Regions from separate parts of the Homo sapiens genome. Here region 1 is linked to region 2. Evidence: chromatin loops called from intact Hi-C (ENCODE). Cell type or tissue: OCI-LY7. All regions are shown on one strand. Links, peaks and the distances in the headings refer to the core of each region. The heading gives the core; the rest is flanking DNA.

What was found. Peaks named below come from ENCODE experiments on the same cell type or tissue, not always from the same donor. Only the 100,000 strongest peaks of a DNase experiment are listed, where the experiment ranks them.
Region 1: it touches region 2 in a loop (5-fold over the local background); 40 of 110 quality-filtered maps call a loop at or near these places.

What each region holds. Positions count from the first base shown.
Region 1 is chr11:26,642,321-26,658,403 of GRCh38, forward strand. It overlaps ANO3 (anoctamin 3), which reads left to right. Exons shown (of 27, transcript NM_031418.4): 23 at 862-1,014; 24 at 5,389-5,536; 25 at 13,805-13,885; 26 at 14,056-14,161. Among named protein-coding and RNA genes, the nearest start is that of SLC5A12, 72 kb to the right of the region's middle. In OCI-LY7, for the core only: CTCF peaks have their summits at 7,663 (motif pointing left) and 7,868; a DNase peak (open chromatin) is centred at 7,651.
Region 2 is chr11:26,275,616-26,291,698 of GRCh38, forward strand. ANO3-AS1 (ANO3 antisense RNA 1) reads right to left here and starts at 12,392. Exons shown (of 3, transcript NR_132968.1): 1 at 12,345-12,392; 2 at 11,713-11,934; 3 at 9,970-10,541. It also overlaps a transcript of ANO3 not described here. RefSeq lists an enhancer at 9,147-9,206. In OCI-LY7, for the core only: CTCF peaks have their summits at 9,442 (motif pointing right), 9,653, 11,049 (motif pointing right) and 11,251; DNase peaks (open chromatin) are centred at 9,206, 9,436 and 11,056; H3K4me3 peaks cover 995 bases.

The sequences.
Region 1 (16,083 bases), core at 4,219-12,218, 370 kb after region 2:
TTCCTTTTTCTTTCTTTCTTTCTTTTTTTTTTTTTTTTTTTTTTTGAGACAGTGTCTTGCTTGTTCTGTCAACCAGGCTGGAGTGCAGTGGCACAATCTCGGCTCACTGCAACCTCCACCTCCTGGGTTCAAGCGATTCTCCTACCTCAGCCTCTCAAGTAGCTGGGATTACAGGTGCACATGACCATGCCTGGCTAATTTTGCATTTTTTAGTAGAGATGGAGTTTCACCATGTTGGCCAGGCTGGTCTCAACTCCTGACCTCAGGTGATCTGCTCACCTTGGCCTCCCAAAGTGCTGGGATTACAGGCCTGAGCCACCGCACCTGGCCAGCTGAACCAGTTTCTATGTTAAGAAACCTACCATTCTACTCACGCAAAGCAATAATTATTTTTCACAATAAACCTTTGCACAGACTCCGTCTGAATCTTAACTTCTGAATCTTAACTCCTCCTCCTTCTTCCTCCTCTTCTTTCTCTTTCTTCTTCTTTTTCCTCCTCCTCCTCCATCTCTTATTCTTTCTTCTTCCTCCTCCTTCTCCTCCTCCTCTGTTTTGTCTCCCATCTTCCCTCTATTTCTTCTTTTTCTCTCTCCTTCGTGCTGCATTATATAGAGGTGGAAAGCCCATAGACTTTCAATACATTCAGAACTTAATTTGAATAAAGGTTTCAACATTTTCTAGCTATCTACCCTTTAGCAAGTTTAATTAACATATATGAAATAAGGTTGTCCTAACTGTAAAATGAGATAAAGCTATCTACTTTGTAAGGATGTTGAAAGCATTAAAAGCAATTTATATAAAGCACCAAATTTGTCACAAAGGAAGTTTATATAGTAATTTCCTAATGCTCTTCTTTTGCAGTTTTGCAATTTGGTTTTACCACCATCTTTGTTGCGGCTTTTCCTCTAGCCCCTCTTTTGGCTTTGTTAAACAATATCATTGAAATCAGGCTGGATGCATACAAATTTGTCACTCAATGGCGGAGGCCTTTGCCAGCCCGAGCAACTGACATAGGTAAGATTCGGAAGTTAAATGATTTTTACGTTGCTAACACCAATAGGTTGCTATGGTTTGAGTGTGCCCCCAGATTCATATGTTGAAACTTAATTGCCAGTGTCATAGTATTAAGAGGCCTTTAAGAAGTGATTAAGCTGGCCGGGCGTGGTGGCTCACTCCTGTAATCCCAGCATTTTGGGAGGCTGAGGTGGGCAGTTCACCTGAGGTCAGGAATTCGAGACCAGCCTGACCAACATGGAGAAACCCTGTCTCTACTAAAAATACAAAATTAGCCGGGCATGGTGGTGGGTGCCTGTAATCCCAGCTACTCGGGAGGCTGAGACAGGAGAATCGTTTGAACACGGGAGGCAGAGGTTGCAGCCTGGGCAACCAGAGTGAAACTCCCTCTCAAAAAAAAAAAGAAGTGATTAAGCCATGATCCCTCATGAATGGGATTAGGACTCTTACAAAAAATAGCTTGAGGGAGTGACTTCATTCTCTTCCACTTCCCCGTGGTGTGAGGACACAGCATTCATCCCCTTTTCGCTTTCCTACCTTCTGCTATGTGAGGACACAGCGTTTGTCCCCTCCAGAGGATACAGCAGCAAGGTGCCATTTTGGAAGCTGGAAGCAAGGCCATCTCCAGATATTGAACCTGCTGGTGCATTTATCTAGGACTTCCTAGCCTCCAAAACAGCAAGGAACTTCTGTTCGCTATAAATTACCCAGTCTCAGGTATTTTATTATAGCAGCATAAAGGCACTAAGACAACATAAGCTGGTCCTACTTAGCACCATGTGGTTTTCTATTGTGAGGACACCCTTCCAACCGTAACAAAACTTAACATTTTTAGTTATGAAAATAATAAAAGGAACATTAATTTAGTTGAGATTAAGTTTACATCCAATATGCTATTTCATAAACTTGGTCATAACTAAAACGGATTTCATATATACCTTTCCATGTTAATAGACACAGCTCTGCCTCATTCTGTATGATTCCTGCACAAATTTCTATGATATGTATATGACATTTTTTAAAAATACTACTTTAGCCAGAGATGTTTAGATTGCTTCAGTACTTTGCTATTATAAACAATACTGAAGTGATCATATTCACATATAGTTTGCCAGATTATTTCCTCAGGATACATTTCTAGACTGGAGCACCTGTTCAAAGAGTATGCACATCTAAATTTTTGATATGTAATTTGGCAGCATGTTCTCCAGAAATGTTGTGCCAATTTACACTGTCATCATAAGTACATTTCTCTATTTCTGCAACAACTCCAAATATAAAAAGGATTTTTGGATTGTTGTTCTATCCTTGAGAATCTGAAGAGGAAAAAATTTGTTGTTCTATTTACTAGCATTTTTCTAACCGTGAGATTAAGTATATTTGTATTCCTTCTTTGCTAATTGTGTTTATGTTCTTTGGTCATTTGGTGGCCATTGAATCTGATTTGGTAATCTGGCCCTATATTTATTGGGAATACTAATCACACACACACACACACACACACACACACACACATACCATATATACATACTATAACTGTGTGTATAAATATATGTGTGTGTACATATATATATAAACAGAGATGCTGGTTTTCAATTTATTCACTTTATTTTGGATAAGGTTTTAAATTTTATATATAATCCAATTGACATATATCTCTCATAGTTATTATTTTTGACATTCTTAAAAAGGTACTTTAGAACTAATGATTTTTCACCTGTTGTATTTATTGTTGTTTCATTATTTAGATATGTCTGTTCTGTTTTGTGTATTTGCTTGTTGTTTGCTGTCATTTTATTATTTCATTTAAATTGTTGATGCATTTAATTGTTGTTCATTTAAATTGTTGATTTATCTGGAATATGTTGTTGATAAAATTGAGGTCCAGGATTTTTTTCCCCAATGCTTAATCAATTTTTCCAAAACCATTTATTAAATAATTCAATTTTTGAACTTATTTTGTTTCTATTATTTTATACTACATTCTCTATAAATTTAATTATATTTATATAATCCACTTTTCCCATTGAGCTACTTATTACATATACTGCTTTAATAAACTATAGTTTTTAAATAAAAACTCCAACTATATTGGAAAGCAGCTCCACATGTCTTTTTTTGGGAGGGGAGATTTTCTGGCTAATACTGCAAGGTTATCCTTTTAATTAATTTTACCCATTTATATATTATACTGTCATCAAAGTTTATTTAAAATATACTTATCTGTAAAGACTGAATACAATGCAATTTGAGTTCCCATATTTTAAGCAACTAAAATTATTGCTGTCCTTTAAATTTGGTGATGTTATTGATTTCATTATTTAAACAATATAGACACAGAAGGGGAACAACACACACTGGGGCCTTTTTGGGGGGCAGAGGGAGGGAGAGCATCAGGAAAAATAGCTAATGCATGCTGGGTTTAATACTTAGATAATGGGTTGATAGATGCAGCAAATCACCATGGCACACGTTTACCTCTATAACAAAACTGCACATCCTGCACATATACCCCAGAACCTAAAATTAAATAAAAATAATATAAGCACATTAAAGAAAATCTAGAAAATAAATTTTAAAAAACTTCCATTTCAGCTTTAGTGAGCATTTACTATACCTTCCCATAGATAGGTAAGTGTTTTCTAAACTACTGGATTTTACTTTGCTCAAGCCAGACAACACGAAAGTGTATAAAGAAAACAGTTAGTAATCTTTCACCTTTATATTTCTCTTCTACCTCAGGGAATCAGTGCTATCAATTTGGCATTTATCCTTTGCCATTGTTTTTCTTGCTCATAGAAATATACAAAAAATATATTTGTACACATATGTAGAATTCTGCATTGTTTTTTCTTCATGAACATTCTCCAGCTCAAAACATATTCATCTAATTTATTTTAATAGAATAGTAATATTCATAATACTGATACACCATAAATTTTATAACCATTTACTTATTTCCCACTATAAGCAGGAATAAACATACAGTCATAGCTATAAATATAAATATGTACATAGTTATTACATATGTAGTACATATCATATATATGTGTTTGCATAGTGTATCTGTAGTATAGATCCCAATAAGTAGGATTAAAATGTTTGCATATTTTAATTTAAGATGTATCAGATTAATTACCAAAAATGTTGTAACAAGTCACACTTCCAGTCACACTGTAAAGGAGTTTCTGTTTCCACAATCCCTAAATAGCATTAGATTTTGTAAGACTTTCAAATCTTTGTCAATCTATTGGATTTTTTTAAATCTTATTTTTGAGTGCCATTTCTCTGAATACTAGTGATTTAAACTTCTTTTTATCAGTTACTTTAATTCAGAAAGCAAATTGCTCATTTTATTGTCTATTTTTCTCTAGGTTTATCTTATTAACATCTTAGGATCTTTTTGTATACTAGGCATGTTAACCCTTTGTCGGTTTTTGTAAACCAAATAGTTTCTCCCAAAATATTTTCTTTTGCCTAAATATTGTGACTTTTGTACAAATAAATGTTTAATTTTAATGTACTCAAATATGATTTTTATCGGTTTCTTGTCTTATGATCTCCTCATCAAGTAAACTTTAACATGTTTTTAAATTATTATTTTTAATTACAAATCAATGTAGTACTTCATAAAAATTTTGAAATGCCAAGTGTGGGAGGAAAGAAAGTTGGCATGCTACATAATCACCTTTAGTGCTGTAGAGCATTTTTTCCAGGATATTTTTTTCTCATACATATTTTTAAAACTAAGTTTAATCCCACTGAAAACATTAGTTTTGACTATAATGAATAGTATACTAGTTCTATATACTATACATCTTCAAAAGTTTTTTGTGTGTATGTATTTTCATGATGCCAGATTGACCTCCTAGGAAGTAAAAAATGTCTACTAGAACTTTTCAGTTCTTACCACCAGACTAGTTTTGCTTTTTTTGTATTTTTACTTTAAAAAGACATTTGACAAAGATAAAGACAAACCCCAGAGTGAATGCAGATATTTCACAGTGTGCATAACCATGAAGAACTTGAAGATTCTTATGTACTATTTTTATTGCCTCAGCAAGTTCTGTAAATTAGACTTTGAAATATCTTGTGCACCTGTGCACCTGTGCCATGTCTCATTGTTGCAGACATGAACCTAGTCCTAATGGCATTTCAATTTTTGAATCTTTCTAGACGAGATATATCTTCTCTTTGTGGAAAAAGTGTATTCGATAGCTATAATGTCTGTATTGAGATAGTATAATAAGAAAGCACATAGTGGACAGAGCTGTGGTTCCAACATAAGTAAAACATTATTTCCAAAATAAGATTAATTACAGGGTTTTCATATTCTTCATTTTTGTTCACCATGATTAATCTTTCTCTTACCAGGTATCTGGCTTGGAATTCTCGAAGGAATCGGTATATTGGCTGTGATCACCAATGCATTTGTAATTGCTATTACTTCTGATTACATCCCACGTTTTGTTTATGAATACAAATATGGCCCCTGTGCAAATCATGTAGAACCAAGTGAAAAGTAAGGTTTAAATTTAAACATTTTCCTGATATGTTTTACATTTGTAATTAAAATAGGATCTTACTGGGAAGTTTTGTTCTGTGACCATTAAGGGTGGTGTTTCTAAGCATTGCATTTATAATGTGTTTATTAGGTGAAATCAAGCAAGGTAAAAAGGACAACAGTGTTATTATAGCAAATAATCTTAGAGTCCGTCTACTGTTTTTACTTGGAAATGCATCACAAGTATCAAAATATTAAAAATATATTTAGAAGTTACATTCTGTAAATAGAAGTTATCTTAGAATAACTTCTTACCATCTAGATGGTAAGAAGAATGCAATCTTCTTACCGTATAGATGGGGAAATTGCAACCTATACTGGCTAATCAAACTGCTGAATGGAGCAGTGCTAGTTTGTGGGAAGAAGCAGAACTTGAAGGAACTGTCAGCTCTGTGACTGGAGATTTTCAAAAGGAATTTACAACTAGGGGTTTTAAGGACGCAAAAAATCCTGTCTCCCATGTATTTTCTTTTAAAATTTAAGTCCACTCTTTGCAACATAGTTTCTCAGCCTCTGCACTATTGACGTTTTAGATCAGGTAATTCTGTCTTTTCATGGAGGGCAGAGGGCTGTCTTGTACATTGCAGGATGTTTAGCAGCACCCTTGGTCACCACCCGGTAGATACCAATAGTAACCTCACTATTCCCCAAGTTGTGGCAACCATAATTATCTCTGGGCATTGCCAGATGTCCTCTGGGGGACAAAATGACCCAGTTTAGAACCACTGCTTTAGGTGATACAGGTTTTCTCAGCTCTTTCCTTACTTAAATAAGGTATTGGGGGAAAAATGTAAGAGGGCATTGGATTTGAGGAACGGAGAGGAGTTGGAGGCACATGAAACAGAGCTGTAGCTGGAGATCAGCCTTAGGTGTGGAAGAAGCGACAGGAGAAGCTGCTTCTCCTGCTTCCTTCAGGAGTAGCTTTGGGTGTGCAGCTGATCCGGATGCAGGGCATGTGCCACAACAGGATGAGCCCTGGAATAGGAGGAAATGCACTGTTAACTCTGCTGAGGAACTGACGTTTTCTCAGATCAATGAAATACCTTTCTGGATATAAATGTCTCAGTTGTTTCAGATAGGTGATAAAGGGATGGATATTTCCTTTATGTATTGCATATCGTGGGGTCTTGTCAAAGGATTTTAACTTGAAGCCGGACATTTTAGGTTCGAGTTGTAACTTTGCCTTTTTTTAAAATTTTATAATAAATTGTCTACTTTATTTTAGAGATAATTGAAAATACAGAAGAATAAAAGGCCATAAAAACCCTAGCAAAAACAAAACGAGACTATAATTCCATTCCAGAAATACATATTACTAATATTTTGAACCCATCTTTTCAGATGTATTCTATTCATGTACACATTTTAAAGGTATATAACAGTAGAATCTGACTTTTTTGATAATCTGTTCTTAATTATTTCTGCCCTTAACAATATAGAATGAGTAAATATTAAACTTCTGTAGTTTTAAACTTAGACATGCTTATCCTGTATTCTGCTTTTTAGTAAAAGGCATGTCATTAATCTGGACCTAGTTGGTTCATAATAAGAAATGTTCGGCCGGGCGCGGTGGCTCACGCCTGTAATCCCAGCACTTTGGGAGGCCTAGGTGGGCAGATCGCAAGGTCAGGAATTCCAGACCAGGCTGGCCAACATGGTGAAACCCCCTCACTACTAAAAATACAAAAATTAGCTGGGCGTGGTGGCGGGCGCCTGTAATCCCAGCTACTCGGGTGGCTGAGGTAGGAGAATCGTTTGAACCCGAGAGGCGGAGGTTGCAGTGAGCCAAGACCGCGCCATTGCACTCCAGCCTGGACGACAGGGCAAAATTTCGTCTCAAAAAAAAAATATATATTCATAGCCCTTATGATTAAGAAGTGGTGTCTGAAATAAGATCTTATGAACTCTAAAGCACAATTTAAGTGTAAGAGGGATTTCGTATTAGTAGTTTTAAAAACCCTGTTTTTTCTTAGTTCAAAATAATCTAGAAGCAGATGTTAAGGATTTAAAATATACAGGCTTGTTAGGGAGCCCTCTTCCATAGCATTATTTGCCAGTGTCTTCACTGCCACCTAGTGGCAGGTGAAAATGAGATTGACTGGGTATCTAGCACTCTGCGTTTATGTAGATAGCGCCTGCCTTTCGTGTAGATAGCGCCCGACATCTCCATATTCATCGGTTAGGAATATAGACTAATTTCAAGCAAAGATGTGGAGGGCTTATGTTACAGTGACACCACACATTCAGAGGAGCACCCTGTTTATTTTCCATGTATGCTTAGCAGCTAAATTGGCATAGATTCATTCAGATTGGAAATTTTCGGAGCAAGGTGGCGGAAGAAGATGACAGTGGGAGGGGAGGATATTGGCAAAAGAGTAGGTGAAATGATAAATTATTTGTTCTAGTATGGACAACGAATGGAGTGAAGCCAGCATAGCTCTGTAATTAAGAATTCAAGGTTTAGAATCAGATAGATGCGTGTTTGAATCTAGGTTCCGAGGGCAGTCCTTCTTAACATGTGGTCTGCAGATCTCCTTCAGGGGTCCATGAAGTCGATGCGATTTTTATACTGAAATTAAGATATCATTTGCCCTTTTCATATATTGACATTTTCCCTAGTGATCCAAAAATATTGGTGAATAAAGTTTCTGGTAGTTTTGCATAACTAAAGGCAGTGGCACCAAACAGTATTGCTAGTGATTGTATTCCTCACCATAATTTGGCCAACATAAAAAATTTCAGTAAGAAGTTCAGTGTGTCCTCAGTGAAGCAGCAATAATTATTGATTTAATAAAATCTCCACTATTGAATAGATGCCTTTTAAATATTCTATGTGACAAAATAGGAAGTGTGCATAAACCACTTTCTGCTGAATGCCAAAGCGTAATGGTCGTCTCAAAGAAAAAAAATACTCATGTGATCGTTGGAGTTACAAACTGAGCAAACTTTTTTCCAACATGAAATAATGATTGCCAGACAAACTATGATTATTCAGACTTGGATACTTAGCAGTCTTTTACAGAATGCTCACTACTAGCTTGTCATTTTAAAGAAAATAATTGCTATATTTATTGCCATTGAAAAAGTTCAAGCACTGAAGTGAAAGTTAAGAATTTTGGATAACTTTTGTTTACCACTTTGAGCCTAAAAGCTTCCCAATTTTTTTTCTGATAAAAATAAATGGTGATATTAACAATTGTGAGTTTTTTCATGATCTATAGTAAAAAATATGTCAATATTTGGAAGAGCTGCATGGTTCCAGGAACTAATTTTCCAAATAACCCATATTTGATGTTATAAAATCATGAATGAATAAAAGATGAATTTAAAATGCAAGTTAGACTTAGGGATTTTAATGTAACAGAATGAAAACGTCATTGATATGGTTTAAAATTCCGCATTGCAACTAAACCTTAGAAAGTATCACATGTAGAGCTTTGACGGAATGTCAATGAAAAATATCCACAATTGTTTCAAATACTATTAAAATAGTCAATACATGAGACCAGATTTTCTACTTATTCTTCAACCAAAACAACATATTGCAACAGATTTTATATAGAACCAGATATGAGAACCTAGCCGTCTTCTGTTAAAACAGGCATTAAAGGGATTTGCAAACATTTAAAGTAATGTCATTCTCACTATGTTTTTCTTTTGGAAAATATAGGTATTTTTCTTTAAGAAACGGGTCATTTATATTAATTTACCTTAATATAAATTATTTTTGTTTTTAAATGAAGTAATAGACGTTTTCTAAATTTCTCAGCTTTAATTTCAAATATCTTAAAATATCAATAGATACACCTCTGTGAAAAAAAGAAAAAAGCTTCTTCAGATCCTCAATAATTTTTCTAAATGCAAAGGGGTTCTGAGGGCAAACGTTTTTGGAATTATAGGCCTACAGGAAGTTACTTAGTCCCTTTAAACTTCAATTCTTTAGTCATTATGATGGAGATAAAATATATATGTTTTAAGGTTGTTGTAAAAATTAATTTTAACAATTCTTTGAACTCACCTGGATCTCTAAAGCATTGGTCATAATAACTCATTCTTGCCCCTCCCCTTTCCTTTGATGTCCTCTTTTCCATCCTTAACCATCTTACAAACCAGTTGCCCAATCACCGTAACCACTTCCTTGGATACGCAGGTCCTTTCCCCCATTCACTTTGTTACGGAATTGCAGAATCACATCGTTGGTTCTCCAGACTCTTTGTCTACTCTGCACTGCACTCATGCAGCTGCATGCAAATGAAGGAAAATGAACAACCACACTGACTAGTTTCACTTTAAATTTGTATCACATACTTTGTGTGGACCTGACAAACGTATTTTATTTTTCTAGTCCATTTGCCCGTCTACTTTTTTAGAGAAGTTTGTCATAGCTTCTCCTTGCTCCTCAAGCCTTCTGAACCTCCTTTTTTATTCTCACTCTGACCTGATCTTGCTTCCTACTTAAGAAAAATTGAATCAATTAGAAAAGATCTTCCACAGACGTCTATTATCACATCTTCCTACCTACAGTATGTGTCCCATGTAGCCTGCCTCCTCCAAGTTCCTAGAAATAGAACCATCTGTGCTCCCATACTGAAGGCAAAATTCCTCCACTTGTGCCCTGGATCTCTTCTTCTTTCCCTATCTGAAACCATCATTCTAGTAATTCACCCCTTTTTCTCATACATTATGTATTTTGCCTCTATTTACATTTTCACATTAACATTGAAACATGCTTTTATTGTTCTAGTCAATAGATAAAGTCCTCCCTTGTCCTGGCTGCCTTCCAGTTACATCTTTATGTCTTTGCTCCCATTTATAACAGAAACTACATCCAAAGAGTTTTCTGTTCCTATGTTCTCCAATTCCCCTTCTCTTCTTCCCTTTTAAACTCTCTTCGATAATGTGTATGCCCCATGGCTCCGTTGAGATGTCATGATGACTTTCACATTGTCAAACCCACTGGTCAACTCCAGTTCTCACATCATTTGGCTTCTCAGCAGCATTTGATAATTGAGCATTCCCTTCTTAATGTACTTTATTCACTTGACTTTCAGAAAGACACATAATTTCTGTTTTCCTGCTACCCCACCAGCCACACCTGCCAAGTCATGTCTGCTAGTTCTCCTCATCTCTCAGCTTTAGTTTTGGAGTTCCCCAAGGGCTCAATCTATGGACTTATTATCTTCTGTATTTCTATTTATTTCCTTGACCATCTAATTCAGTTTCATGGATCGATCTACGCTCATACCTGAATTCTAGCCTTGAATATTCCACTGTCTGCTTGGCATCTCCTCTTACCTGTCTAATAAACATCTAAAACTTGCCATGCCCAAATTTAAAGTCCGAATTTCATCCAATCCTGCTTAACCTTCAGTCTTGCCCATATCAATTAACAGCAATTTCATATTTATAGTGGCTCAGGCCATGATCCTTGGCAATCAGCCTTGAATACTTTTTTTTTCCACGCCCCACACAACCCACTGGAAAACATGTTGACCCTGCTTTCTAAACATCCCCTTTTCATACCACTTCCACTGCCACCACCTAGCTCAAGACACTATCATCTCTCACCTGGATCCTTGAATAATCTTACTTAAAACTTAAGTTCATTCATGTAATTCATGTGCTCAAAACTCAGTAGTGTCTTCTTATTTCACTCTAAGAGCCAAAATCCTCCTTAAATTCATACAAAGGGAGCTTCTTCTCTGAGCTCGTTTTCCGGCACTATTTCCCTCCCTCCCTTTGTTTCCACCACCACCGCCCTCTCACAGTCCCCAGTACGTGCCAAGGTCTCTGCTTTTTCTGCTTGAAACTGTCCATCCCCAGATACCCTCACGGCTGCCTCTTTCAACTCCTAATCTTTCCTCGTGTTATCTTCCTAAAAAAGTCTACCCTAAGGACTCTACGTGAAATTTTAAACCCCTAATTCCAATTTCCCTTAGCCTAATCTATTATGTTGTGAGGTGGTCAAAACTTTACATTACTTTCTTTAAGAACATCCAATTTCTCCAGCACCATTTCTTGAAAAGACAATTATTTCACCAAGGATTGCAGTGCCATTTGTGTCATAAATCAGGTGAATGTGTATTTGTGGATCAGTTTTTGAACTATCTCCTCTTCATTGGTCTATTGCCTTTCCTTGTATGAAGATCACAGTGTCTTAATTACTGTAACTTTACAGTAAGTCAATATTATGTGCTGTAATCTTCTGTACATTTTCTTCTTCAACATCGACGTTGCTAATATAGATTCTTTACATTTACATATAAACTTTAGATTCAATTTATCAGTTACCATTTTTTAAAAATTTGAGAGAATTGACATTTTAACAACCAATCTTGAAACATGCTGACTCCATTTATTTAAGCGTTCGTTGAATTCTCTGAGACATGTGGTTTGGTTGTTTGTTTTTAGATCCCAGTGTAGAGGTCCTATATGGCATTTTTAGATTTATGCCCAGATATTTGGTATTTGTAATGTCACTATAAATAGTATTTATTTAAATTTTATTTTCTTTTGTTTGCTGCTAGTATATAGAAATATTTTTCTATATTGACCTTGTATCTATCTAGTGACCTTGATAAATTCACTCATTAATTCAAATGGTTTTTAGATTATTTTATATTTCCTATGTATATAACTATACCATATGTGAATAAAGTCATATTTATATATTGTTTCTTTATGTTAATTCCAGTTATGTCTTTTTCTTCTACTTGTGTAGGCAATGTTGAATAGAAATAGTTACAAGGGAAACGTTTGTCTTCTCCCTGGCTTCAGGAGAAAGTGTTCAACATATGAAGCATTTCACTGTTAAATATGATATTAGCTATATGTATTTATGTAGATATTCTTCATCACATTAAGATCCTACCAGATTTTTGGTTTGTTGAATAGAGTTTATTATGTCTCCAGTTGAATTTTATAAAACATTTGTTTATTTATTAATATGATCATATGATTTTCTTTTTGTTCTGTTAATGTAGTGAGTTCCACTGAGCGATTTTATATGATAGAAAAAACCTTGTATTGCGAGAATTAGCTCCACTTGGTCATGAGATTCATTTGTGGTCTATAGAAAATTTAAACTTATCTTTCTGCCCCCACTGCCTCAAAAGTTTGAGAGGCTGTGTGTTAGTGGCAGGCCCCCTCCTTCTTGCAGGAGGATTTGTAGAAGGCCTTTTTCTCTTAAGTGCTGTGACACTCTAGAAGATTTCATTCTGCCTTTTGAAAATCAAATCACTCCCACCCCCAGCTTTCCAGGCTGCCCAAGAACTTAGCAAATATCTCATGAGAAAACATCCAGGCATTTGGGGCTTCTGTACCTTCCCATCTGTCACATCAGCCCCATGCAATTGGTAAAATTCATTGGTTTCTATTGCCCTTGGTAGAGACACTCTGACTTGCTGAGCCTAATTCTTAGTATTCACCCAGATTTGACAAATGAATGCCTCCAGGAAAGGGAAAGAATAGGTGATTGCCAATTTCCCTAGGAAGGACTTTTCTCTCTCTGGAACATTCATGTAGTTCTTGTTTCCATACATCTTCAATGTCTTTAAAAACTTGATTTTTGTTACCGTAGGAATGCTGACTTAACAATATCCCATCTGGAAGAATTACTTCATTTTTATTTTCATAGCACTTACTGCATTTTAACATTCTATACAATCTACTTATTAATTATGTTTATTGTGTGCATCTCTCTCCCCTCTCCCACCCTGCTAGAATGTAAGCTACACAGGGATAGGGGTTTTTGCCTGTTTTGTTCACTGTTAAGTATCAAGCATCGATAATTTTTCCAGCAAATCATAGGTCTTGAATAAATATATATGTTTAATAAGTTAAGTAAAAAATAAGCAATGTTTATTAACTACTTAATTATAATTGAATAATATTATGTGCATGCATATTTATAAAACATATTTTATAGAGTTTTAATGCATAGAAAGTAATTAGCAAAATATCTAGTGTGTAGTAACTACTTAATAAACATAAACCAGATGAAAAGGCAAGATAGGAATTATTGGGAGAAAACGGCAGGGCAGGAATCTGTCTCATTAAGGTACAATTATGAGAGTTAGGGAATGGAATAAAAGAGCTTGGTTGCTAAAAGTTTATCATTAGAATGGAAAGAATAATACATTTGTAAAATCCTGGCATTTGTAATAAAATAATTAGGCTAGAAACGTATGAATCTTTGAATCACATGATATTTTTCTTTTCTCCCAGTTGCTTGAAGGGATATGTCAACAATAGCCTATCCTTCTTTGACCTGAGTGAGCTTGGTATGGGAAAATCTGGTTATTGCAGGTACTTATAATAGTTATCTTTCCTGCTTGCTTTCACCATTCCAAGTACTCCCCCCTGCATGTTAATGAGGACATTTAAACTGTTATTTTGGCATTTTGGCAAATCAAGAAAATTTGGGCCTCCACTCTTTGATCTCTATTTGTCATTCTCTTTGTTTTTGTGGATTTCAGGTACAGAGACTACAGAGGCCCGCCCTGGAGTTCCAAACCCTATGAGTTTACTTTACAATACTGGCATATCCTTGCTGCTAGATTGGCCTTCATTATTGTGTTTGAGGTTAGTCACAAGCTGAGATGAAAATTACTATAGATAAATGCTTTTCTAAATGATTTATCAGTTGCCTCTTTGAAATCAGTTCCTCAGACTTCCATAAAAACACTTAAGTAGGTCCCGTAAAAGGCTTTAATACAATGAAAGCATTATTACAAGTACAGAAAAGCAAGAGCTGAATAATGTAAGAGTGTACATTAATTTAAATACCAGGAAATCAGCGTTAATAAAAAAGCTACTGCACAGTTGAGCTGAAAACTTTTGAGCCTCCTACTTTTGAGCCTTTTAGTAACCAAGTTTAAAAAGGAAAGGATGATTTTCATCATCCAATAAAAGAATCCATATCGATTCATTGGGATGGAAAAAACTGATTTTCTGAACAATCAATTCCAATTACAGTTGATCACTTATATATTTGTGTAAGCAACACTGGATGGTTCAATAAATTGTGCTTGAGAACATTTTATTTAAAAATTCAGAGACTTTGATTATCAGATCCATACAATAATATCTGATTGTAATCCTGTGAAGAAATTTGGCAGAAGCTATTGTATTATTGCCTTGTTTAGCATACAATTATTTCAATACAGTGAATAATTTAGCACTGGGATATATTGAGTATCTACTCTCTGAGGTACCACTAAGGTCAATAAAAAGACTTTAAATGAATCTGTTTTATATGGCCACACCAATTAATTCAGAGAAAAGGTAGCTATGACTAAGACTTTTGGAACAAATATTTTTAAAGGTAATACACCTCTCAACTGATCTCCAAAAAGTACTTCAAATTTTTTAGTGAAGTATCCTTCATCTTTAAAATGAAATGCTTACCCCTAAGGGTATCATCGAGGACTGAAATTCTGTTATTTAACGACTTTGCACCTATATACATGTCTCCTGATGAAGTGAGAGTGTCTAATATAAGAGTTAAGGCATATTTCCAACCCGGTGATTAAAAAAACTTCTGTTGTGTTTTTATTTACACTTCTCCCCCCATCTTATTTTGGAGCTCAAATGAACAAAGTTAATAGAGTGCATGGATTCAAAGCAAACTGTCATCATTGATCCATGTAATTTCCTCACTATTTTTTTCTTCTTCTTTCACCACTGCTAATTCCATTACCCACCCATTCCAAAAACATCCACTCCCTTTTCATCCGTATAAATTCTTCCACATATTTACTTGCACATGTGTTTGTTTACAAAAAAAATACATAGTATTAATTTGAGTGTTCTTTTTCAAAATTACTTCAATGGTATTGTTTCATGAAACTTATTTTGTGCCTTCCCCATTTTACTGTTTTTAGATATATAGAGAGCTAGCCATGAGATTGATCCACGTTTAGAACATTTTTTCTGTCTTCCGTATGATATTTCATCAAATGTATTAATCCTTTGTCAGGTGGATAGTTTGGAAATATTTTCCCCATTCTATCAGTTGTCTATTCACTCTGTAGATGTTTTTTATTTGCCATGCAGGAACTTTTTAGCTCGATATGATCCCATTTGTCTATTTTTGATTTTATTGCCCATGCTTTTGAGTTCTTACCCCAAAAAAATCTCTGCCCAGGTCTATGTCCTAAAGCATTTCCCCAGTGTTTTTCTTCTAGTGGTTTCATAGTTTCAGGACTTACACTTGTCTTTAATCCATTTGGTAAGAGATAGGGGTCTAGTTTCATTCTCGTGCACATAGATATCCAATTTTCCCTCCACCATTTATTGAAGAGACTATCTTTTATTGTATTAAATATTTTCCCCTTAGAGCACCATTTAGAATGAGTTGAATAAACTTTTTAATTATAAAATACTTCTGCATTAAGTTCTAATAGTCAGTGTTATTAAAATTATACTAACTTGGCCAGGTGTGGTGGCTCACGCCTGTAATCCCAGAACTTTGGGAGGCCCAGGCAGGTGGATCACCTGAGGTC
Region 2 (16,083 bases), core at 4,982-12,981:
TTTCTAAAGTCATACTGTAGGTCAGAGGTTAGCTTTTCACCTGCGTAACTCTGGAGGTCAGATCTCAGGACATAGGGTGAATGTTCTAGTGCAGCAGATTTCAAGGTGGTGTTGAAGTGCTTTCTGGCATCTAGTCCAATAACCAAGGACTAATATACAGTGAGAGAATTAACACAAGAAACCACATCAATGTTTGAAGATTTTCCTTTCTTGTCTCCTTTTTAGCTAAAGAACTTTAATTAAATAATCTTGCTTTTAATTCTCGTTTGGTTGCTTTCTAAATATGTGACTTTAAATGAGTCACTTAACCTCTCTGAAGCTGTATTCACTGTCATTTGTTCAAGGGAATAACACTATCATCTTCACTGGTTTGGGGAAGATTAAAATACAGTAATATACACAAAATGTGTACTAGAGTTAGCGGCCAAATATGGGTGTTCTGCACAAGGGAGGCCTTGCTTGCTTGATGAAAGTATGTGCATTTGCATATCAGCAAACAGTTAACCCTTGGCTGCACTTTGGAGCCTGGCCCAAGTTTCATGTCCATTCCTGACCCATTTTTCATATCGGTATCCCAAAAGATACCATACTTATTTGTCCTCAAATATCGTTGCATATGAGAAGAGTCACCTAAGACTCTTGTGAAAAATGCAGATACCTAAACTCTACCTTAAAAATTCTGATTAGGAAGATCTGGGAAAGAACTCAGGAATTAAAATTTTAGCAACCATCCCCAGGTGAGTCTGAATCAGGGCCCATCAGACCCCATTCGAGAAACTCTGGCTTCATTTGTATAGGCAAATTTGATATTTGTATAACTCTTTGCTCTTTCCAAGAAACACCAACACTTTAAGTGAAATGAGGCTAACTGCATACAGGCTGTCTTAGGATGGTCATGCTGGTGTTCAAATAGGGATCCGTTTCTAAACAAATAAACTTCCATAAAATGGATATTCCCTAAGGAGTTATACTTCAGCAGATTAGCCATGATTCTCAGTTAAAACAGCATCACCCACTTTGTTCTATTTCTGTTAGGAATACACTAGGTTAGACCACGCTTTCAAAGGCCAATTCAATGCGTTTGAAATATGCTCCTATCTCTTTCACATAAAAATAAAATTGGTTAACCTTACTCCTACCTCCCTCTAAAGGTCATCTCCATCAAAATGATATCCTTCACCTCTCTGGTTTTCATTACTTTTGGGCTTTGATGGGTATAATTGGTCAGCGTGACTTCAAAGAGACTCAAATGATATTTCACCTCTGTCACTTGAGAGACTGACCTCTCCTTTTGCAGTAATGGGCTCTTTGTAACCTCCTCTGAGGTCACCTTAGTTGCTTAAATGTGGTCTAATTTCAAGCAGTTGTGTGGTATCTAATCACAGCACGCGGTAAGCTTGCCCTCTAGTGGCTGCCATTCATATTGCACTGCAGGAATTTGGTTCTACCTTCATTTACTTGGGGGCAGGGGTAATTTAAGTCAGAAATAAATCCATCCATATAAAAAAGTAGATATCTCTCTATTTCACAAAATATCCTTCATGTGATTTTTTTCTTAGTAACTATTTTTGATGAATTTAAATGAATAACATTTTAATAAAAATAAGCAGTTGTAAGTAATGCATTGTGTGTGTGTTTAGTGAAAGGCTAAACATTATATTTCTCATTATATAAATAGAAGAGAAAACAATTTGGAAGGAAAAGATAGAATTGCCCACGCTACATTGAAACTTTAGCATAGATGGATCATGATATATATTAAAGAATTTCTTTTGATTCCCAGGATGTCTGAATTCTCATATTGTCATCTTACCTCCCTATTAAGAATCCTTAAGTGGATCCTAATGGCAATAAGTTAATGTATAAATCCTTAACACAGTGTAAATAAAACTTTCACAATTTGTCTCTCAAAATCTTTTTGACTTTTGCTGCTCCTTCATTTTGAATCCTGAGATTCTAGCCAAATTGAACTGCGCTAACCTAGAGAAGTCATATCTTTTCATAACTACATGCTTTCACATAGGCTGTTCCTTCTGCTTGAAATGCCTTTTTTTCCTTTTTCTTTCTTTTCTCTTTAGGAGACTTGTCCAAATAGATAATAATTTTTTCTTGGCTTAATATCATCTTTCTGTAAAACTTTCCAGATTATTTCTTTTTCCTACTTGTACCTTGAACTTCATACTACATCATCTCTGGACTGTGAGTTTTGGACAATCTTCTTAAAGTGTGTTAGTTTGCCTGTGATCAAAAAAATACCCAGTAAAGATATCTTTATGAATAAAAGATGGGTTTAATATATAAAGAAGATGTATTGCATTTCCAAGCATGAATTGGTGGACAAACACTGAGCTTAATTCAATATATGGTTTTCCTTGTAAGACATTTTGGTGGTGTCTGCTATTTTCACAGCCCAGCATCCACTCTCCATCATTTTAGTATTGACTATTGATCCTATCAGTCTAGTAACGACCCCCAGATTCTCTTTCTCTGCTTCTGTGTGTGCCCGTGTGCTTCCGGTGCTATTTATTTCACTCAATTCTGCTGTCATTACTGACACACCGTTTAGATCTGGCTAATCAGAGCATCATATTCTTCTGGCATTGGCAATTAACTCTAGGATGAACAACATGAAGACCCTTGCTCATTTTCCTTGGAAAGAGGCTCACACTTTTCCACCCACCTATTAATCTTGAAAATTGTGAGGAATGGGACTGCTACTTGCTACCCTATTAAACCAGTATTAGGATAATGGATCAGACAGGCAGACAAATTAGGGTTTTAGTGGTGTTGAGAATACAAAGTAATGACTCATTACAGAATATTTTGGAATGTGATCCAATTAAGACTGGGTTTTTTAAATTTTTTATGGAGTGCAGAGTCACATGTATCCCTCAGACTTTACTGTTTACTGTTTATTGTCACTCACGTAGGCTCAAGCTGGGAGCCACCAATAGATGGCTCTCTAGAGATGGCACAAATCATGACCAATTTGAACCTCAGATGTACTAATTTTGACACATTACATTTTGCACTGGTGTTTCAAAATTCTACAGTGGATAAAACTTCAAATACAAACAGTACTAGATTTCCTAAGTTTCAGGTTAATATACTCTATTATTTGTCTTTCCTCTATCACCTTCCCACCTCTCTATTGGTGTTCTCTGCACATCTTAAGCACATTATTTGTATTTGAAATTTTGTCTCAGTCTTCTTCTGAGGGAAACTAAACTAGACTTAATGTCTGTGTGTGTGCATGTGTGTGTGGGTATGTGTGTTGTATATTGGGATTTGTATACTACGATTCTTTTATAATAGAAGTTGCTATGTAGACATCTTTACCTTTCTACCTTTATGCTCCAGTACTTACAGATCACCCTACATAGCCTTCAATGGAGAGGTCAGGGAAGTTCCAGTGTCCTGAAAAGAGGCAATTTTGTATGCAAGATAGATTGAATGTGAGGAGACTAGAAGCAAGAAAGAATATCTGGTGACCACTCCAATAATCCAGGAGAGAGAAAATGAATGTATCTTCCCTAGAGTCTGTGAAGCTTTTTTCTTATGGGTCCCTATCTCAACTAGTTCCCTTCAAGTTTTCAAAGATCAGGTCTGGAAACAGAGAAATTGAACATGCTTCACAATTTTACCTAAGTTAGATTTATTATTTTATAATATTAGAAATAATATTCCAACACAAATAGTGCACAAAAATAGATTCCTTAACAGATTTCTGCCTCTTTGAATTGCTTTGCTATTGTTGTTTTCAAGTCCATGAAGTGAAAGTTTGTCCTATGGATACATAATTGTAAAGAACTTTGCAAATCATGTATATGAAAAAGATTTCATATGCAGAATAAAGAATTCCTACAATTCAACAACAAAAAGACAAACAACCCTATTAAAATGGGCAAAGGATTTGAATAGATATTTCTGCAAAGAAGAGTACAAATAGTCAAGAAGCACATGGACAGATATTTAACATCACTTGTCTTTTTGCACATTTCTGTGAGCTCTGTTTCAAGTCAAATCAAGATAGCCTTGCAAGTAGGGTCTTCAGGGACTTGCAAGTGGGGTCTCCCAGGGAACCAGAAAACTGGATAAATAGTGACAACTGGGAGTGAGGCTTTAAAGGGGCCCCAATCTCATTCTGTGTCCATCCGGCAACTTCAAGACTCCTTATTTCCACTGTGATTGTAGGCTGTTTTATTTTAAGATTACTACAGACCTAAACAGAATAGGATGGGAGTAGAATAAGTCAAAATACCCAATACTTGCTCTTATTAATGAATTAAGCCATTTTTCTTCAATAACTCTCCCTGGATTAGTGTAAATCTTTGGTTCATTTCCAGATTTCTCGAAAAGAAATGACACTGATGATGCTTGTGAGTTTTCTCACTGCTTTAATGAAAAAGAGTTTTCAGGGGTTCTTATGCTACCATTTTTGATGATGATCTTCTCCAATTGTTAACTCTTTCACAACCATAGTAAAATTTCAAAACCAGGACAATGGCATCGGTACAATATGTGTGTATAGTTCATGTCATTTTACCACATGTGCAGAGTTGTGCAACTACTACTTAATTCAAGATAAAGGATTATTACATCACTACAAAGAGTTGTCTTGTGTCACCTCTTTTTATTATCACATCTACCCCGCTAGCCTTCACCATTCCTAAATCCTAGTGTATTAAGGTTCTCTAGCAGGACAGAACTAATAGGATAGATGTATATGTAAAGGGGAGTTTTTTAAGGCATATTGACTCACATGATCACAAGGTGAGATCCCACAGTAGGCCATCTACAAGCTGAAGAGCGAGGAAGCCAGTCCGAGTCCCAAAGCTGAAGAACTTGGAGTCCGATATTCAAGGGCAGGAAGCATCTAGCACAGGGGAAACATGTAGGCAGGAACACTAAACAAGTCTAGTCTTCTCACGTTCTTCTGCCTGCTTTTATTCTGGCCACACTGGCAGCTGATTTGATGGTTCCCACCCAGATTGGCGGGTGAGGGCTCTGCCTTTCCCAGTCCACTGACTCAAATGTTAATCTCCTTTGGCAACACCCTCACAGACACACCCAGGAAAATACGTTGCATCCTTCAATCCAATCAAGTTGACAATATTTACCATCACGCCCAATAAGCATGAATTTGTTCTAAAATCAGTCACCTGTTAAAGAGTTCCCTGTCTCCCAGGAATGGTGCCACCTTAGTATTCCTGCTATACTTGGTTCTTGACAGGGAGAAGCCATAAGGCCTCTGCACAAAAGCAGTAATAGATTTTATAGCACAGCAATTGGGAAGCTGGACATACATGCTCCTGGGAGCCAGAGATCTGACAGGCTCATTCTCAGGGCTGCCAAAATCAGTAAGAACATGAATAATATCTGTCTCTATCATTGTTTTATCCCCTGCATTGGCACACAGATGTGCCAATACTGTACTAGATACCAAACACCATTAAAAGTGCTTTTCATATAGTGTCTCACTTAATTCTTGTTATAACCCTGTGAAATAATTAACATTAATATCTTTACTTTGCAGATGAAGAAATAAAGATATAGAAAGGCTAAGTAATTTGTCCAAGATCATACAGATCATAAATGACAGTCATATTGGCTTCAGAATGTGTAGTATTAATATATATAATCCTATAGTTGGCACACAATTTCTGTTCCAGAAATGAATGACTGAATGAATGAAGAGGAAATAACCATTTCCTAATCATATTCACGTTTGAAAGAGCATTTCCAAACCACTCTGAACTCCTCATGAGCATAGAAAAATTATGACTAAAATAATGAGATAGGCCTAGAGGGACCCTACTCCTAAATTTTTATTAGCTAAGAACCTGTCCAAACTCCACCTCAGATGACTTGAGGGAGAGGTTCTTCTTCACACTTAAACTAAAATTAACAAAAAGACTCTTCTCATCTGAGTTAATTATGCAAAATAAATTTTGACCCCACCCTAGGAATTTCTATTTGTGGAAGTAGGAGTCAGCAAAACATTTTTATTCTTATTTGTACACTCTAACAGGTACAGGTGCAATTAAATAAAAATATTTTGTCAGGAAAGCATGAAATATTTATGTTTATTTAAAGATTAATATAAAATTCTAAAGCCTAAGACCTTGGTTATATGCTGATAAGTTCCTGAAAGTACTGCTTGAAGAGACATATCTTTGCCCATTGTCCTTCTGCAACTATGGCAAGTTAAGTTTGAAGACATTCAGGCAAATGTCTTCAAGAAGCTCCTCATCTCTTTTGGAATATTTTTGCCCCAACCCAGCACATGTGCATATGAAGACATGCAGTTCGTCTATACAACCATGTGGATTAGTCATAATTAAGATCCTCCCAGGCCAAAGCAAAAACATGAAAACCATTACTTTGCACCGACACACTGTTTATTCTTGGAATACTAGCAGCAGGGACCTATGAAGCAGTGTTTGGGGTTACATTATTTGGGTTGTCAATAGAGCTTGTTTTTCCTAAATTTTACTTATACCATTAGCCTGCTTCGGAGGGTGTTAGACAAAAATTTCTGAAACTCATTGTTTTTAGTTGAAAATGTAGTTGATGATGCTGTTCATATCATGGAGTGTTTTCCGCATCAGCTACCAAAGAAAAGCATATATCTAAAGTCCAGAAATAAATCTGAACTGGGCTTTGCATAAACAAACAGGTTTTCATTTTTTTTGTTTTTTTTTTTGTAATAGATTATCTGATTCATGTGTCTGAATTTATCTCTTATTGTTGGTTGTTAGGAAACTCAGACATAAACTTTTATGAACTTCTAATAAAATTAGATGAAGTCATAGCCTGCATTCTGCATATTAATTTAACTTTTAGATTGCTGTTTTTCCAATATTTTCTTTTATTCCACTTCTTCTCGGCTTTGGAAAATATTGCTATGTGTATTTACTCCTTCCTGTAAAAGATAAGATTTTTTTAATTAAGAAATTGAATTTGAATCCACTACTGTTGGAATTGTGTAGGCCATTTTGTGTCATTTTTAAAAAGCTCATCTACATGACTAAAAAGAAAACAAAAACAAGACTATATCTCCAGTGTATCCAGTTGAAAACAATACTTAGTCTGTATCATCTTACCAAGCATCAGGGAAGATTCAGGTTTCATGAAGCCTCAGTAGTCTTAAATTTGGGGAAATTTTTGAATAAAAAGAATACAAAAGTATAAATAGAAAATTAGAAAGTGAATGACGAAATAAAAGAAATTATATATTTGTCAATGGCCATAAAACCCACAAACATCATTCACAAAATCCAGAAAGATAACATGAGGTATGTGTCTTTAGTAACTGCCTATCACAATTCTATAATTATTTTTCTTACATTTAGACTACATATTCCTTGAGTCTTTATTTGAATGCATTTTAATAATATTTTCTACAGAAAAAAATTGAAAAACAAATCATTGCTTCATCTAAAATGGTTGATGAACTATTTTACATTATAATTTTTAAATTTTTGTTTTGCTTCATAACTTATTAGTATTGCCATATACATTTTTCAGATTACTGTCAAATATGGAAAGTCTTCTTTCAATTTCCTTTCTTATACAAGGTATATGATGTCATTGCATGTCACATTTTTTCGTGTAGGAGCTACTCTCTAATCCTCTTTGAATGAATGTCACATTCACCAATCTGTTAGCATAACCATATCTTACCAAAATAAACAAATAAATAAATATATATATATATATATATATATATATATATATATATATATATAGCGAGCATTTTTTCTGTTCTTAGAAGGTCCAGGGGAAACGAGTAACTCTGGGCTTTGGGTTTATTTGCTTCACTGCAAATCTGCTCTCCAAGCCTGAGAAGACAAACCACACTATTGGTTAATTATGTAAAACATTCAACAATCAGTACAACATGAAAAGTAGTTCATAATCACGACCAGAACTGAGAACTAATAGAGCACATACTTTGCTGGAAAGAGAAAAGGATTATCACTTAGTGAGATTTCTCACTTAGTAAGTACCTACTCAGGCAAATGTGTGCCCAGTAATTTTATAAAAATGAATCAATCTATTTATCTATTCAATAGAGACTTTAAAACACCAACTTTCCAGGGTACTAGAAATCTAATGGTTAACAAGACAGACTTGATGCCTTAAATTCTAATGGAGGAGACAGATAATAAGCCACCAAACATATAACTGCAAATTGTAACGAATGCCCTGATGGGAACCAATGGGATGCTATGAAAAGGAAAACTGAGAGGTGGGAGACCAAATTTAGATAGAGAAAACTGTAAAGGTTATTTAAGCTGATACCTGCAAGATGCACCAGAACAAGACACATGAAAAATGAGAAAAGCAGTTAGGAGTCCTGAGACTTGCAGTATTTGACCCATGTGGGGGAACTGTGCTGGGGCGGGTGTGTAGGTGGGTGGTATGGCGGGAGGAGGGAAGCACAGGCAGCTCCCAGATAACTGCAGGCCTTGGAGGACAGGGCCAGAAGTGCTCTAAGTGCAGTGGGAAGCAATTGAAGGGTTGGACCCGAGGCTGACATGACACAGCTTTCATTCAGTCTACTGCATGCACCATGAAGCTAATGAAAACAAGAGAAGGAAGCAGAGGGCAGCTTGGACCTATCCTAATAATACAGGCAAGAGGTGATGGTGGTTTGGGCCAGATGATTAAGTGCCGATATGGAGTGGAGTGGCATAGAATAAAACACGAATTCCTAATGGGTTGAACGGGAAGCAAAGTAAGGGAGAAAGAGGATTCTAATTTGATTCCTGCATGCTGCACACTTTTATCGATGTGGAGATCAACTGGAAGTGGGGAATAGATTTTGTTTAATCCTTACAGCAACTCTGTGAGGTGAGTGTTTTTGTACTCATTATATGTATATGAAATCAGAGAATGAGAGAGCTTTTAACTTCCCGCGGGTCTCTCAATTCAGAAGTGGAAGAATCTAAATCAATAGTTTCTTGGATTTATTGCTTTAAGAAATGCATATTTTGGGCTGGGCGCGGTGGCTCACTCCTGTAATCCCAGCAATTTGGGAGGCCGAGGCTGGCGGATCAAGAGGTCAGGAGATCCAGACCATCCTGGCTAACACGGTGAAACCCCGTCTCTACTAAAAAAAAAATACAAAAAAAATTAGCCGGGCGTGCTGGCGGGCGCCTGTAGTCCCAGCTACTCCGGAGGCTGAGGCAGAAGATGACGTGAACCTGGGAGGCGGAGCCTGCAGTGAGCCGAGATCGCCCCACTGCACCCCAGCCTGGGCGACAGAGCGAGACTCCGTCTCAAAAGAAAAGAAAAAGATGCATATTTTGAATACTCATCTTTCTTCCTTTAAGTTTGTGGATATTTGGCATAGGTGATCTCTAAATATACTTGAATCAAGCCTGCCAATTTGGAACTATTTTGTTAAAACCGCCTTTACTTCAGAATTTCCACTAGGGGGAGCTACCACTATGTGGTTTATTTACTGTGTACAATTTTTTTTTTTAATTATGGTAAGGTTAGTATTTACTGGTCACCCACAAACTTAATCTTAATAAAGTTCACTTTGTTATCTTTTAGAAAATAGTAATGCATATTTTGTAAAAGAGCCTGAAGTCTTAACCAAGAACTTTAGGAGTAAGAAAATATAGGAAGATAAAGAAACTCATAATTTGCATAATGGCAACAAAGCATCTAAATTAAACTGTGATGGAAAAAGAATCTAAAAATAAAGCAAGACATGTTGTATGAAATTTGAAAGATGTCATTGTTATTAAGATTTATAAAATTATTTTGGTTTGTCTTATTTGTTGTGCATTCTTATTCTTATTTTAAATGAATATTTAATACATATTTAAGAACAATTAAAGATTACCTTATAAACATGGTCCGTGAATCTCTGTTTCTTATAAAGGAATACATTATGGGAGACAAATATTTTCACCCATGGGGAGTTTTAGGAGCACGTGGAGTCTTACGGGATAAGTATATTCATTTAATAAATAACACAAAATAAGCATAATCATAATGTCAACAACAACAGTAATAATAGCAACCAACTGGGCACCACTTGCTGTGCTAATCACTCAACATCTAGAATCGTATGTAATCATTCCAATTATATTCGAAGTGTTGGTTTCAGATACAATGATGGGGCTGACCTGGGTGTCCCTTCCCTTTGTCATATGCTGACTCATGAAATGCATTAGGACAGAAGCAGCATTGCAGCAGTTTTCCATTCATGCCATGGAAAGGTATGAATGATAAAGGCATCCCTCAAAGTGGAGTCCCTGAGGTATCAGTAAGTGAGTGCCCTTCCAGTGAAACATGTTTCTAATTTGGGGTTGCCTTTCCCCGGGGATCTTACACACAAGGTGTTGTGAGTTATTAAAGGTCCTCAGATTTCATGTGTTGCCTCCTGACATCAGATAAAGTGGCAAATGACACTTCTTGAATCAGCATTGTCCCATCATAACAGATGGCCGTTAGCTCAATCTACAGGGAATCAGCTTATTGTCTTCCATATGAAAATAAGCAGGTCAGCATTCTAAATCCTGAAATGACAAAGGGAAAAATAGTTCACAGGACTCTGAAAACAGCATGTGAAATAATCAAAGGTTAGGGGGAACTTTCTTAACCACAAAATATTTGTATTCAGTATACCTTAACATTTGTTTCATTTAGAGCACATGAAATAAATAGTTGTATTTTGATATAAAGGCCTGGGGTTTGTCAATATTTAGTTCAGGGGTCTGAATTCTGGCTGCACAGCAAAATCATGTTGGAAAAATGTTTAAATTTCAGATGCTCAGGCATCCAGTTAAGTCAGAATTATTTTAGTTGAAACCCAGGCATTCATCATTTTTTAAGTTTCCCCCGTGATTCTAATGTGTGGTGTTTCTAATGTATGACCAATTGTATAATAATTGCACAGTAATTTTATAATCCATTTCCCAAACTTTCATGTGATATGAATTGCCTTGGGATCTTGTTAAAATACAAGTTAAGATTCAGTAGGTCTGGGGCAAAGCCTGAGTGTCTGCATCTCTAACACTCTCCCAGAAGATGGCGATATGGATGCTGACACACCACTCAGTAATTGGCAATGCGGGTGGGCTTTGGTCTCCATACAAGATAGACACAAAGCTCCTCAAATGCAGGGGTTCTTTCTGTTCATTTGCTGATCGTTATTGTTACTGGATGGTACAGAAGCTCTTGGAATGTTAAAACAAACAGGGCTTAGCTCCAAACTATCTTTTTAGAGTCGTTAGCTTTGCACCAGAACCTTCTAAAGACTCTCTGCTTAATGTGTTTTCTTTATTGAACTCTGGGCCAACAGACATTCAGATTTTTGCAGGAAGGAGTTTATAAACTTAACAAAGTGTTATAAATCAATGGAAGCACAAGATTTTGCCTTTACATTACCTGCCCAATTATTGTGTCACTAGTTATTGTCAGTACAATTAGGTTCATGGATATTTGACATGCTTTTCTACCAAGTCAGAAACTGTGGGGCAGGAGAAAGCCGAATTGATAGAGTGACTAATATATTCTGTTAGACTAGACTATCTGCACCACCAGAGCAGAGCCCGGTCTGTCCTGAACATTATTGTATGTTCCTAGCACAATATTTAATACACAATTAATAAATATGCTATGAGCTTTGAATCCTGTATTTAACTTCGTCCTTCGAATAATGATGACTAACATGTATTGAATGCTTACCATGTGCCAAGCAGTGGTCTAAGTACCTTACATCTGTTTATTGATTCATTTACTATTTACAACAACCCAGTAAAGCAGATGACAATATCCATTTTAGAGATACAGGAAGTGAAGCACAGAGAGGTCGAGTGATTTATCCAAGGTCACACAGTCATTAAGCAATAGAAACAGACATTAAATCCAGGCACTCTGGTTCCAGAGTCTGTGATCTTCACCAGTATCCTGTTAATGTTCATAACAAAAATATATGATAAGTACTGTTATAATGTCACTCATTTACAGGTGAGGAAACAAAGGCACAGAGACTCTAAGCAACTTACCCAAAGTCACATAGTTAATAATCGGTGAAACCAGGATTTAAACCCAGGAAGATTCAAATCCAGATTATAAATCCAGAGCCTTTGTTCTTAACCACTAATTTATAGTTTCTCAACTAGCCTATTAGTTAGAAACCACTTACTAGGTGTGAAAAGAGCCCTGAAAAAATGTAAGTGCCATAATCAAATATCAAACTGGAATTAATGGCAGAGGATGAGTTGAAACTCACATTTATTTTCTTTAAATTCTAAGTTCCTCTTCTCTTGGCTTTTGAAACCAATGGAGAACTTTGTCAAATAATAGAAAATGCTTACCTCCAAAGAGCCTCATGAGAATCTTCTGTCAATTTAATTTCTCTTCTACATTCTTCTCCAGATATACTATGCGTTGTTCACACTGTAGAGGGTAGACTAATGTCAAAAAATTAATCAAATGATTCTGAAAGGCACATAATAACACTCCTTCCTCTGGAAAATCAGAATGTCTGCTAGACCAGGAGGCTAAGTGAGGAAGCAGGGTAGAGTGGAGAGGCATAAGAGAAGGGTGGCTGGCGACGCTGACTTCACCTGTGACAGGCCAGTGAATTTAGAGGTGGAATCATCAGCCTGCTTTTAATTACTTGCTTTTAAGATAAAGAAGTGGAAGTTTATGATGGAGGTATCAATTGTCACTGACATTTGACAGACTGGTTGTTCAGAAAAACACAGATAGAGTCCATGTCAGCTGGCAGTAACAGTGGGATTTTCCTTGTTGTTGTTGTTTTAAGTTCTAAAAACCAACATATAGGACAAATTATAAATCTGGACTCTTAAATTGTCAGCTTTCTGTGAGTGGGTAGGAAAGGGATTCCTTCCTTTGTTTTTCTGACCTTCCCAGAAGAGCTTTCCATTTTAGCTTCAATGATAATGAACACAAACTGGGGTTAATAAATAGGTATACTTCCGGTGGCCTCTACACTCCTTCCAATTTCAGATCCATTTCACTGGCCATTATGTGTCTGGAGCAATAGGGAAAGAAAACACCTAAGCAAACCATTTTCTTCTTTTGATCTGTACCATGCCTGAGAAAGCAGCAAGATAGGAAAGGAAGTGAGAGGAATATTACTTTGCCACCTGAATACACGAAATTAGTCAACACTGGCATTTTTAAATTGAAGAAATTAAATGGTGCCATGGATCTAATATGCCATACCTATTTGCCTGCAAATGTCCCTCTGGGAAGCTACAATAGGTGGATAAAGTACAATATCCAGATTTCAAATTTATTACAACTTAGCACAATCTTTGGTTTTCTGGTAGATTTCAGTCGTTTAATAATAAAGTTTCTGGATAATGGATTTCAGTGTGACTTTACTCTATTTAATATTACATTCATTCAACAACTATGGAGTGCCTACTGTCAAGCAATGGCCTAGGCCTTAGGAATATGGAGGTAAACCATACATATCAGGTCTCCTTTTATAGATTTTACTTTCTTCACATTTTATCTCTTAATATAAATTGGCATCAATAGAGATTTATCTGTGTGGGATTTATAATGACAGGCAAAAAAAAAGTAGCAGGAAACAGATAAACCTTGAAATCAGCAGACTTGGATTTATGTCCTGGGAACACCAGACATTTGCTCTGTTTTATTAAGCAACTAACTTCATTTTTTCAACTGAGCATACTCAGTAATAAAAATGGGATAATAATACTCATGGTGAACTTTGGTGATTGTGAATATAAGTAATTTGACACCAAACCTAAAACATATTTGGCACTAAATAATCATTCTAATAATAATAATAATCCTTAATATATATATAGCACTGCCTATTTTGCCAAAAATTTTCATATACATTATTACCTTTGATTCTAAGTATATATGTACATATATACATATATAGAATATATATATTCTATATGTGTGTATATGTACATATACACATATATCCTATATGTGTGTATATGTACATATACACACATATATTCTATATGTGTGTATATGTACATATACACACATATATTCTATATGTGTGTATATGTACATATACACACATATATTCTATATGTGTATATATATTCTATATGTGTATATATATTCTATATGTGTATATATATTCTATATGTGTATATATATGTATACATATGTATAATGCCAGTATATATATATGTGTGTGTATATATGTATAATGCCAGTATTTTATTGAGGATTTTTGCATCGATGTTCATCAGGGATATTGGTCTAAAATTCTCTTTTTTTGTTGTATCTCTGCCAGGCTTTGGTGTCAGGATGATGCTGGCCTCATAAAATGAGTTAGGGAGGATTCCCTCTTTTCCTATTGATTGGAAGAAATGGTATCAGCTCCTGTTTGTACCTCTGGTAGAATTCAGCTGCGAATCCATCTGGTCCTGGACTTTTTTTAGTTGGTAGGCTATTAATTATTGCCCCAATTTCAGAGCCTGTTATTGGTCTATTCAGGGATTCAACTTCTTCCTGGTTTAGTCTTGGGAGGGCGTATGTGTCCAGGAATGTATCCATTTCTTCTAGATTTTCTAGTTTATTTGCTTAGAGGTGTTTATAGTGTTCTCTGATGGTAGTTTGTATTTCCGTGGGATCAGTGGTGATATCCCCTTTATCATTTTTTATCGCATCTATTTGATTCTTCTCTCTTTTCTTCTTTATTAGTCTTGCTAGTGGTCTATCAATTTTGTTGATCTTTTCAAAAAACCAGCTCCTGGATTCATTGATTTTTTGAAGGGATTTTGTGTCTCTATCTCCTTCAGTTCTGCTCTGATCTTAATTATTTCCTGCCTTCTGCTAGCTTTTGAATGTGTTTGCTCTTGCTTCTCTAGTTCTTTTAATTGTGATGTTAGGGTGTCAATTTTGGATCTTTCCTGCTTTCTCTTGTGTACATTTAGTGCTATAAATTTCCCTCTACCAACTGCTTTAAATGTGTCCCAGAGATTCTGATATGTTGTGTCTTTGTTTTCATTGGTTTCAAAGAACATCTTTATTTCTGCCTTCAATTCATTATTTACCCAGTAGTCATTCAGGAGCAGGTTGTTCAGTTTCCAGGTAGTTGAGCTGTTTTGAGTGAGTTTCTTAATCCTGAGTTCTAATTTGATTGCACTATGGGCTGAGACACAGTTTGTTACAATTTCTGTTCTTTTACATTTGGTGAGGAGTGCTTTACTTCCAACAATGTGGACAATTTTGGAATAAGTGCAATGTGGTGCTGAGAAGAATGCATATTCTGTTGATTTGGAGTGAAGAGTTCTGTAGATGTCTATTAGGTCCACTTGGTGCAGAGCTGAGTCAAGTCCTGGAAATCCTTGTTAACTATCTGTCTCGTTGATCTGTCTAATGTTGACAGTGGGATGTTAAAGTCTACCATTATTATTGTGTGGGAGGCTGAGTCTCTTTGTAGGTCTCTAAGGACTTGCTTTATGAATCTGGGTGCTCCTGTATTGGGTGCATATATATTTAGGATAGTTAGCTCTTCTTATTGAATTGATCCCTTTACCATTATGTAATGGCCTTCTTTGTCTCTTTTGATCTTTTTGGTTTAAAGCCTGTTTTATCAGAGACTAGGATTGCAACCCTTGCTTTTTTTTGTTTTCCATTTGCTTGGTAGGTCTTCCTCCATCCCTTTATTTTGAGCCTATGTGTGTCTCTGCACATGAGATGGATCTCCTGAATACAGCACACTGATGGGTCTTGACCCTTTATCCAATTTGCCAGTCTGTGTCTTTTAATTGGGTTATTTAGCCCATTTACATTTAAGGTTAATATTGTTATGTGTGAATTAGATCCTGTCATTATGATGTTAGCTAGTTATTTTGTTTGTTAGTTGATGCAGTTTCTTCCTAGCCTCGATGGTCTTTACATTTTGGCATGTTTTTGCAGTGGCTGGTACCGGTTGTTCCTTTCCATGTTTAGTGCTTCCTTCAGGATCTCTTGTAAGGCAGGCCTGGTGGTGACAAAATCTCTCAGCATTTGCTTGTCTATAAAGGATTTTATTTCTCCTTCACTTATGAAGCTTAGTTTGACTGGATATGAAATTCTGGG